Linked DNA regions of Homo sapiens: all the other regions are linked to region 2. Evidence: chromatin contacts called from ENCODE Hi-C or POLR2A ChIA-PET data. All regions are on one chromosome and are shown on one strand. Each heading gives the region's core, a stretch centred on a gene start or an enhancer-like site at or near the end of the contact. The rest is flanking DNA. Distances are from core to core; before and after follow the strand shown. Region 1 has its middle 44 kb from the start of LUNAR1. Region 2 overlaps IGF1R (insulin like growth factor 1 receptor). Region 3 overlaps IGF1R (insulin like growth factor 1 receptor).

Region 1 (3,198 bases), core at 251-2,750, 390 kb before region 2:
TTTGCTTTTTGGAACTTGGCGGAATTTTTTTTTCTGGAATATTTTCCATGCATGGTTGGTTGAATCCACAGATATGGAGGGTTGGCTGTATTAATAATACAGTCCCTGGCCAGGCACGGTGGCTCACGCCTGGAATCCCAGCCCTTTGGGAGACCGCGGCGGGTGGATCATGAGGTCAGGAGTTCGAGACCAGCCTGGCCAATATGGCGAAACCCTGTCTCTACTAATAATACAAAAAATTAACCGGGCGTGGTGGCGCACATCTGTAGTCCCAGCTACTCGGGAGGCTGAATCAGGAGAATCGCTTGAACTCGGGAGGCAGAGGTTGCAGTGAGCTGAGATGGCGCCACTGCACTCCAGCCTGGGCGACAGAAAATAAAAATAAAAAATAATACAGTTCCCGCAGCATAGGGATGTTGTGAGTAGCTATTTGTAAAATGTTTAGAACAGTTTCTAGCACTTAGTAAATGCTCAGTTAAGGCCAACTACTGTTACTGTTAAGCAGGACTGTGGCCATCCTCTGTGCTTAGAAGGTCTGTCTTTGTGCACCCTTCCCAGCACCTACTTAGGATAAACACCGAGAAGTGGAATGAAATCGTCAAACAATGCACTTATTTTAAATCCTGATCAATATCATCCAATTGCCCTCCAGAAATGCACCAGCCGCTGGTGGGCAGGAGGACGCTGTGGCCGGCAGGAGGCTGCAGAGGGGACAGCCCCTGCCTCCTAACTGGAGCACCGGGGACCCTCACCAGCCATCCACACCGCCAGCGAGGTTTCCTGACTTGCCTAGCCTTCCGGGTGGCATTTTGGAATATAAAGCAGGAGGAAAATTAGCAGCAAGTCAGATTCTCTCACTTTGATTTCTAGAAGGAAAGCTAGAGTTGAGGCCGTGTTCGAAAATATAGGTCAGATCTCGGTTTCTGTGGTTACCAAACACTGTCAGCCACCAGTGACTCCCTCCCTCGGGGGCGATGCCAGGGTTCCGAGGCTGGGCAGTCGGGCCTGGCCCCCGCCGGGGTCCCCGGTCGGCTGCCCCGCGAGCCTGGAGGGTCTGCACCGGGGCGAGGGCCCGCGGGCACCCCGCCCTTCACTTCTTCTCGGGGGAGGGGCCGGAGGGCTTGGCGGAGCTGCCGACGGGGTCCGGGGTCGCGCCGATCCCGCCTGGCTCCCCGCGCCTGGGGCTGCAGGGTGGGCACGGGCCGGGCCCGCGGGAGGAGGGGGAGGCCGGGCGCCGCGGGAACAATGTGCTCGGTTGTTGCCGACTGTCAGCCTCGTTCCCGGATCCTCCTTTCCACGCCCCTTGGCCTAACTGCCGCGGGCCTGGCGCGCAGAGGGAAGAGCCCCCTTATTTGGTCTTGGAAAGAAAAGGGAAAGGTTATCCTCGGATGCCTGCGGCGTTGGGTCATCAGCCCGCCGCGGCCGGCGCGCACGCGGGAGCAGCTCCGACTCCCGCCGGCAGGGGGCGGCGCCGGGCAGCGCCGGGGAGCGGCCGCTGGAAAACAGGCGCGTAGGTTCCGCCGCGGCCGGCGCGGATCCGCTCTTGAGCGTGGGGAGGGGGTGGGGGTGGGGGTGGGGGCGGAGGGAGGGCGGGGGAGGGGGCGGCGTCACGGGCAGGGAAGAAGAGAGAAAAGAAAAAAACAAAACCTTTTTATGGCCAGTCAAGCTTCCAAAATTGGAAAACCGTTTCAGTTCGAGGCTGTGACTTTGCCATGTCGATTTCATGTGAAGCATCTGGGAGTGCGCGGAGTGGGGGAGAATAGCGGGGGGTGCGGGGTGCGGTAATCAGTGTTAAGATAAGCCGTGCCATTGGGGTGAAAGTTACTAAGATAATTGAAAAGGTACAGTTTGGGGATCGGTGTCGGCTCGGGTACTTTGCTCCCCACCCCCTTCCCTCTCTTCCCCACTCCTCCCTCCGCCCCTGCTTTTCCAGCCTCTCAGGTGAGCCTGGTGATGTGTAGCGGAGTCTCGCTCTGACCCCCAGGCTGGAGTGCGGTGGTGCGATCTCGGCTCACTGCAACCTCCGCCTCCCGGGTTCAACCGATTAGCCTCCCGAGTGGCCGGGACTACAGGCACGCGCCACCACGCCCAGCTCATTTTTGTATTTTTCGTAGAGACGGGGTTTCCCATGTTGGCTAGGATGGTCTCCATCTCTTGACCTCGTGATCCTCCCGCCTAGGCCTCCCAAAGTGCTGGGATTATGTTTCTAGCCACGTGCAGGCTGAGCCTTGCCCAACCTTCTTATTATCCTGGGCAGCTCAAAAAGGCGAAGGTGACCAAGCTGGGATTCGAACCGCGTCCTTCACGCTTCAGCGCCAAGGCTTGTTCCACGGTTAAGAGCACATTACCTCGCCAATGACTCCTCCAAATAAAGCTTGTGTAATATGTGTCATTCTTCTAAAACCTTTAAAAAAGAATCAAAACAGTAACTGGTTTGACTTTTTCAGCAGAAGGAAGCAAAAGGGCGTCAGCACCTGGAGGTGACTCTAGTGGGGAACCTGCGCCCCAGAGGTGGGAAGGAAGCCAGGGGGCATTCGTTTCGCCTCAACTGCCCCAGGGGTTCTTGTCCATCTCCAGAGAGGCTCTTGGGTAGCATCCTGCCATGGTACTTGTTACCGCACAGAGCCTTCCAAAGAGGGGCCTGGCAGGCGGGGAAGCTGTTGCTAACTTCTATTTTCTATTTTAGGCAAGTTGCAAGCAGCCCTTGTGTTTGCCTGCAGGTCTCACACGGTCCTCCGCCCCTTCTCATTGTTCCAGCTGCTTCCTGAGGTGGTTACTAATAATTGTCACTCATAAGACCTGCCTCGGGTTTCTTCATCTGGAAGGAAATTAATTTTCCAAGTCACACAATTACAGACAACTTTTAAAAGAGTCACTGAGACAGTTTCATGCTTACCTTAGATTAGATGGTTCCAGTTTATTCTTTTTTAAAAAAGAAAATTTGTGTGAACAAAATTAAATCCAAGAAACATGGTTTTTCTCTAGCTCTTTTTTTTTTGTGTGCGTGTGAAATAGTTAAAAAAAAAAAAAAAGAAAAAGAATAAAGAAAAGAAACTGCTTCTACCAGTTTTGGGGGGTTTCCAGGTTTCCAGACATTTACTTAGCTTGATACATAGTATATTTCTGTGGGAAAAGGACAGCGAGAATATCTTGTAGCTTTTACTTTCCAGCATTGTTGTACTGGTTACAGTCAACTCC
Region 2 (3,317 bases), core at 97-2,596:
CTTCCTCTCCAGCCTTGCTTCCAGCCCCAAAATACATTTTTAAAGTTCTGATGCCAAGACCACCCCATCAAGTCTAGTATAATCCTTCTGATCATCTAAGTACCCTCCTCCAGGAGACCTCCAAGATCCCTCTGGGCAAAATGATCTCTTCCTCCAATTCCAGGGCTCTTTCCCAGTGTGCTCACTCCATCCTCACTCATAAAAGCATCTGGTTCCATTCCACAGCTGGGCACACCTTATCTTCTCAAGAGACAATGTAAGCTCTTTTTAAAACAGGGGCTGCATTTTACACACCTCACATACCTCCTGCAGGTCCCCGAACATCCAAACACTCCAAATTTGTCTCTGTCTCCAAATCCTACAAAACCAAATTCTCTCTACCCAGCTCAGCTCAGCATCCCTGGGGCCCCGATCTACCTCATCTGCCTCCTCTGCTCTAGAGTAAAAGCAACACCAGTCACCCCCACTCTGCCGCCCACTGTAGCCGAATCCAAGTGGCACTCTCAGCCCATGCTCTTATCAGTGCACTGGGGGCAGGCCTACCATCTACCAAGCACCAGAAATGCCCCTCCGAGCTTTGTGCAGCCCCCTTGCCAGGCAGACAGCCTCCAGGGCCAGGTTCGGCACGGGAAGCTAGAACACGGGGCTGACTGCACAGCCTGGGGCAGACACACCTCAGCTTCCACACCCACCTGACAAGGCTGCCCAGAGGATGGAGGGAAGTCAGTGTTTCACCCACTGCCCTAATGGGAAGACAGTGTTTCTCACCCACTGCTCAAGCCTGGAAGCAAAAGGTCCCAATGTTCCTACTCGATGACCCGCCCTGTCATGCCCTGTCCAGATATCTAACCCTCACCTTTCTCTGTCCATCAAGCAGTAAGAATTCATAGCAGCCAGCACATATGACCCTGAGGGCAACGTTCTAACAAAGCCAAAGAAAAGGTGGCACACTGGCCTTCAATTCAAAGCCCAGGGTGGCAAGAAAAGGGTCACTAGTTCCCTGAAAATAACTGGCATGCAAAATTCAAACAGGTAATTGGGGTGGAGTTCATGGAAAAGGGAAGAGAAAACCTCACATGGGTTTGTATACCCTTCATTTAAGCACACTGTCTTCAGGCAGCAGAGGTTTCAAGGTGCATGCTAAACACCCTTGCGCAGGTTTCAGAGAGCAGATAAAAGGGGCTAACCAGGCTCTCAGGAAGCCCAATCCGCACACGCACGGAGCCGAGCCAGTGGAAACCATAAGCCTGTCTCATCTGTCTCTAAACTGCTCACAGGATGAACAGGAAGGCTTGATCGATACTGATTTTACAGTCATAGGAGTGACTCATCACGAAATTCTACCCAGCTTAAAGCTCAGCTGTGAACAGAAACAAAACAACATAATGGCAGGGTCAGATTTAAAATAGTAAGTATGACTGGTAAACAGTTAATGCTCATAAACAATTAACAATCACCTTCCCAGCCTCCTGGATTTGCTGGGAGAGGAAAAAGTACTACTGAGGGCTCTGAAGCGGGCTGCAGCAGTAAGTCTGTCTTCTGTGGCAGCCCCTTCCAACTCACTGATGCTGGTGTCAGCTTTACAAAACAGACCCTGGAGGGTCACGAGGAGCTGCTTTTAATAGAATTCCACACATCTGATGGGTACGTGCTCACTGAGGAGGGGAGAGAGGAGGAATGTACTTACATGGAACAGAGTTTTCAGAGAGTGAAATTTAAGCTCTCCTGGAGTATAACTTCCTCTATGTAGCTCCTGCAGAGTTTAAAATAAGCAACTTATCTGTCCTAAAATGAGAGAAATGGGGTCATATAAAATTTCTCAATAATTGAGTTCCTCTCAAACTGCATTCACTTTAAGGAAAGCACTGGGGTGCTCAGAAGGTGCACTACACATTTCAGGCATTTGGTTACAGAGGCGAATGTGCTCAGCGCCATCCTGAAGACATGTACTTTCAAGTACTGGATTCCATGTAAATTTTAATGATCTGTAACCAACTCTCAGACCTGGCCAAGAACTTCCATAGAGAATCCTGGTCTGGAGATCCCTTCACTATGGCACACTGCTCCACTGTTCTGAACTGCATGACTGTGTCCCCTCCAATTCATATACTGAAGCCCCAACCCCCAGATACCTTCAGTGGTATCTGAAGGTGGGGCCTTAGGGAGGTAATCAGGTTTAGATGAGGTCCTGAGGGTAGAGCCCCCATAATGGCAACAATGCCCTTACATAAAGAGGAAGAGACCAGAGCCCCTTGCTCTCTCCACCCTGTGAGGACACATGACATTTGTCATCTGCAAGCCAAGAAATGGACCCTTAACAGAAACCAAATTTGGTCGGCACCTTGATCTCAGACTTCCAGCCTCCAGAACTGTGAGAAACATAAGTCTGTGGTTTTAGCCCTCAGTCTATAGTAACCTGTCACAGCAGTCTGAGCTAAGACATCCATACAGCCCCGTAAGAGAACCAACCCAGGGACGAGCAACACCTCTCATCATCTGACACCACCTCCTGCCTGACGACCAGGCAAAACAAGCACATACACAAACAAGCAAAAGGGGAGGATGAGAGTGGTCATTCGGGTTTGCTTTGGAGGTCCAGAGAAAATGCAAGTCCAACTTCCAGGCACAGACCAGTTGCCCGCAGCAGGCTTCCTCCCATTGGTCTCAGACCAAGGTGAGCCACTCCCCCGGGCGGGACAGAGAAAGCTCCTCTGGAAGCCAGACAAGCTCGGCCACCTCGAAGTCTTCTTTGGAATCCAGCAGGTCCAGGCCTGAGCCCTGGCGCCTGGTTAAACCAAAGGATGACAACCAAGCAGAAAAAAATAGCCCCAGAGAGTATCTGCTGGAGAGGCAGACAGGCGGACCTGGCCTTCGACACACAGCATGCGTGCCATGGTCTCTAGCAGCGCGTCCCTCCAAGCTTCCTGGCCTGTAAGGCGAAGCCTCTAGCCCTTTTCTACTTTTAGGATGCTCAGATTCTTGCCTGCAGAGGTCAATCCCTTTCTTTCAAGGGCTCCCCCCTCTGTAATGAGGCAGTCCATTTACAATAAAAAAAAAATTGAGCTGTCAAAACAAATGAAAAACTTCCAGTATAATCATAATCAGTGAGGGAATCAAACATCTAAACAAATCTCTCTTCTGGAAAAATAAGAAAATGAAAAAGCAATTACACGTCACATGGCTGATTAGCAATAAATTTCATTTGTGACTACGGTGGCATGAGTTTGACTCCTGACTTGCTTTCCTTGAAAGAAAAAAATTATCTGCAATACTGTCTCTTGATATAGAAAACAGACCCATTCCATCTGACTCAGCTC
Region 3 (3,170 bases), core at 372-2,871, 280 kb before region 2:
ACTCTTGGCCCTGATGTCCTGAACTGGACAGGCTGTGACCTGTGTGCGATGTCAGCAGGCCACGAGGCACCCGCACATTCCCACACGCTGCCGGGAATCAGCACGGCCCCAGCCCGGTGCCGACGCTCACCGGATTCCCAGAGGACCTGCGGGGCTGAATGTGTCTCTCCCTCCTGGCAGCCCTCAACAGTAAGGGTCGTCTTAGGAACCACGCCTCAGCCAGGAGCGGCTGTGGACATGGGGCCTGTGTGCCTCAGTGAGCTTACTGGGGCTAACTGAGCAGGAGCGCCCTTCCTGTCTGTCTGGGTCCCACTCAAGCACTCGATTCCCGCAGAACCAAACCAGGATTCCAGCGATGGGAAAAACTGTACTGGAAAACTACAAAAAACATCAGATTTCACTAAGTTTGTTTCAGACTCATCTATGAGTTGATAATGCTCCAGGCTAAAGTTCAGATTCCCTCCTGAATCCTGTAGACCAAAGACGTCTCTGGCAACAGTCTGGACACGTGGAGCTGTGGAAGTGTTAGCAGCAGAACAAATGGCTTCCTGGCCCAAGTCTTCCACGGCTGCGTTCACACCTCTGCCCTGGCCCTTATCCCGCAGCAGCCGGGACCTTTTACGTCACTACGTTTCCTGAAAGCCAGGGCCACTCCTGGCTCATCTGTGTGACCTCAGGGTCAGCACGCACCCAGAGGAGCTCAACAGTATCTGTGGCATAAATACCGAGATCTGGGCTGAAATAAGGCTGAGGACGGGCTTTGTCATCAATCTAAAGTACAGACCCAGCAGGGAACCACAACCCAAATCTGATGTTGTGATACCTGCTAAGTTAATTCACACTGAGTCATGGCGTTGAGACTCAGACCTCGACACCTTGTGGCTTGGGGACCACGGAGTCCTTCCTCTAAAGCCAGAACACTCGGTGACACTGAGGGGTGAGAATCTGGCTACTTCCTGATGGTGAGCTCCAGTCCACCTGCAGCCACCGAGCTCCTTCAGCCCCTAGTGTCACCAGATGGTGCCTGTTCAGATCTCAGAACCACACAACTCACACACTTTCTCACCTGGGACCCGGCAGAGGTTTCAAGGCAACTCCCAAGGGCTCAGGGACTCTCCTCTCCGGGATAAACGGAGGCCATTCTTTCATGTCTTGTAGCAACAGAACTCCCATGCTAGAACCCTCCTTTCTCAGGTAAGCTCATCAGTAAACTCAGAAGGACAACATGACACTCCCTATGAAACCAAGTTGCCTCCTTTCATTCTACTCTTTTCTTGGAAGGGAGAAAAATTTTCTCAGGAGAAAACATTTTCTTAGAAGGGAGAAAAATTCTCGATGGCAAAGCAGAAATGCCTCCTGAACTAAACATTGAATGTCAGAGTAACCGCTCTGAGTAAATTTCCTTGTCACTCTATGCTGAGAACAGGAAGTGCCCTGCGTTTCCCATGGCAGGGGCTGCGTCCCAGGCAGTTTACATTAATAGTAAAAGCCCAGTCACCTGGAGGTGGACCAAGTAAGAATCCCACAAGTCTCTTGTAGATAAACGTTTACCCGAGTCAAAGAGAAAGCACAGAACAATACCGCTCTCCCTCACCCACCCTAAACCACAGAAGCAGAACTCACACCTGCTTTCATGGGCTGTTTCTAAGCTTGCTAAAATACCACCAGTTCTAGTATTAGCCTAGATTCTAGCACTGTACCTTTATGCAGATTCAGTGGTCATCAGACCTCTTACTCCATGGCTTATATTCAGACTTGAAAGCATGATTTTTCTCATAATGGCTGGCAAGAAAACAGTGGCTGCGCTGCTCAAAGTGTGGAGCAGATGGTCACCTGTGAGGGGCAGTGTGTGTGTGTGTGTGTGTGTGTGTGTTGGTGGGGTACTGGGGGGTAGCCAGGCTCCCGGATCCCCAGTGGTCCTCTCCCCTGTGTCCTGGAGCTCACATCCCCACGTGATTGACTCTCACATGGTGTAACCTGAAGGAGAAGGTGAGAGCCTCAGTGTGACTTCTGAGGTTTGGTCAGAAAGGACGTCGTGCCTTCTGCTCAGGTCCTGGATCTTTTACTCTAGGGCACAGCAGGCAAACTATGTACCTGTGGGTAAAATCTGGCCTGCTGCCTAGTTTTCCAAGGTCTATGAGCTAAGAATGGTTTTCATGTAAATGGCTAAAAGAAATTCAAAATAAGAATATTTTGTGACAACACAGGGATGATGTGGAATTCAAATTCCAGTATTAAAAATAAAGCTGTATTGGAACACAGCCACGCTAGCTTATGTGACGCCCACAGCTGTGTTTGCTCCACAGTGGCAGAGTCCAGTAGTCACAGTCAAGGTCGTATGGGCCCACAGAGCCAAAAACATTTTTTTAGCCGGCCTTTTAGAGAAAGAGTGTGCCGAACTCTGCACTCAGAGAAGCCAGCTACACATCCTGAGACACTTGGGCAGTGCTACGGAGAGGCCCACGTAGAACAGGGCGATTCATGCAGGGCATACTACCTATGCAGCAACACCTTGGAAGTGGGTCTGCCTCCCCCAGGCAAGCCTTCAGATGACTGCAGCCCCGGCGGACAGCTGGGCTGCAACCGCGAGAAGGGCTCCAAGCCAGAGCCAGCCAGCTATGCCGCTCCTGCGTTCCTCGCCTTCAGAAACCTCTGAGAGATAATACATGTTTACTGTTGCTCTTAACTAGTAGGTTTTGGGTAGTTTGTTATACTGCGATAAAAAACTAACACAGAAGGGGAGAAGAAGAATTTCTATACTGGGCAAGAAAAGGTACTAAGTGGTCTTTCGAGTCTCTTCCAAGTTTGGATTGTGGAGTTCTGAAGAGGCCATGCTGGGAAGTTTCCTTGATGAGGGCTCCAGGAAACCCAGTGCCACTGCATCTGTAGGTGCCACCCTCAGAGAAGAGGAGCCTCCCATCACTGGCCCAGGCCCAGGGCACCAGCCGACTTTCTGGTTCTGGCCCTGCCTTGATGGGACAATGGGAGCCCCCACATGTGCTAGCTGTGCAAGGGTGATGCCTTCACTCTGGCTTTCCCTGGTATCCTTCCTGCGCCACCTTTCTGAATTCCACACGAAGTGTCCACTGCCTGGGATACACTTCAGCTGAACCTATGTTCGGAAGCAGCAGCTAATGAGCATGCCGCCCAGCCAACGTACTCCCAGAGCA

The links. A loop is a pair of places that touch in the nucleus more often than their neighbours do. ChIA-PET counts read pairs that join two places held with the same protein, here RNA polymerase II (POLR2A). Pooled maps may share reads with other maps.
Region 1: a map of heart left ventricle shows a loop between it and region 2 (3-fold over the local background). The contact joins two enhancer-like sites. A Hi-C loop is called at or near these places in 18 of 168 maps with a recorded cell type or tissue (A673, chondrocyte, colonic mucosa and 13 more) and 16 of 50 pooled maps. POLR2A ChIA-PET finds 5 or more read pairs at or near these places in 2 of 52 experiments (WTC11 and activated T-cell).
Region 3: a pooled map shows a loop between it and region 2 (2.9-fold over the local background). The contact joins two enhancer-like sites. A Hi-C loop is called at or near these places in 2 of 168 maps with a recorded cell type or tissue (aorta and natural killer cell) and 3 of 50 pooled maps. POLR2A ChIA-PET finds 5 or more read pairs at or near these places in 1 of 52 experiments (AG04449).

Annotation. Positions count from the first base shown.
Region 1 is chr15:99,057,358-99,060,555 of GRCh38, reverse strand. No RefSeq gene overlaps it. Among named protein-coding and RNA genes, the nearest start is that of LUNAR1, 44 kb to the right of the region's middle. RefSeq lists silencers at 1,180-1,229, 1,340-1,509 and enhancers at 1,527-2,126, 2,127-2,728. Within about 2 kb of position 1,500, at least 18 of the 41 ENCODE cell types and tissues checked have a DNase peak (open chromatin) inside an H3K27ac peak, as active enhancers do; they include heart left ventricle, where a contact is called at or near this core.
Region 2 is chr15:98,667,085-98,670,401 of GRCh38, reverse strand. The region is part of intron 1 of IGF1R (insulin like growth factor 1 receptor); the gene reads right to left. Among named protein-coding and RNA genes, the nearest start is that of IRAIN, 18 kb to the right of the region's middle. RefSeq lists enhancers at 395-1,120, 771-1,970. Within about 2 kb of position 1,346, at least 6 of the 41 ENCODE cell types and tissues checked have a DNase peak (open chromatin) inside an H3K27ac peak, as active enhancers do; they include heart left ventricle, where a contact is called at or near this core.
Region 3 is chr15:98,951,007-98,954,176 of GRCh38, reverse strand. The region is part of intron 20 of IGF1R (insulin like growth factor 1 receptor); the gene reads right to left. Among named protein-coding and RNA genes, the nearest start is that of PGPEP1L, 55 kb to the left of the region's middle. Within about 2 kb of position 1,621, at least 15 of the 41 ENCODE cell types and tissues checked have a DNase peak (open chromatin) inside an H3K27ac peak, as active enhancers do.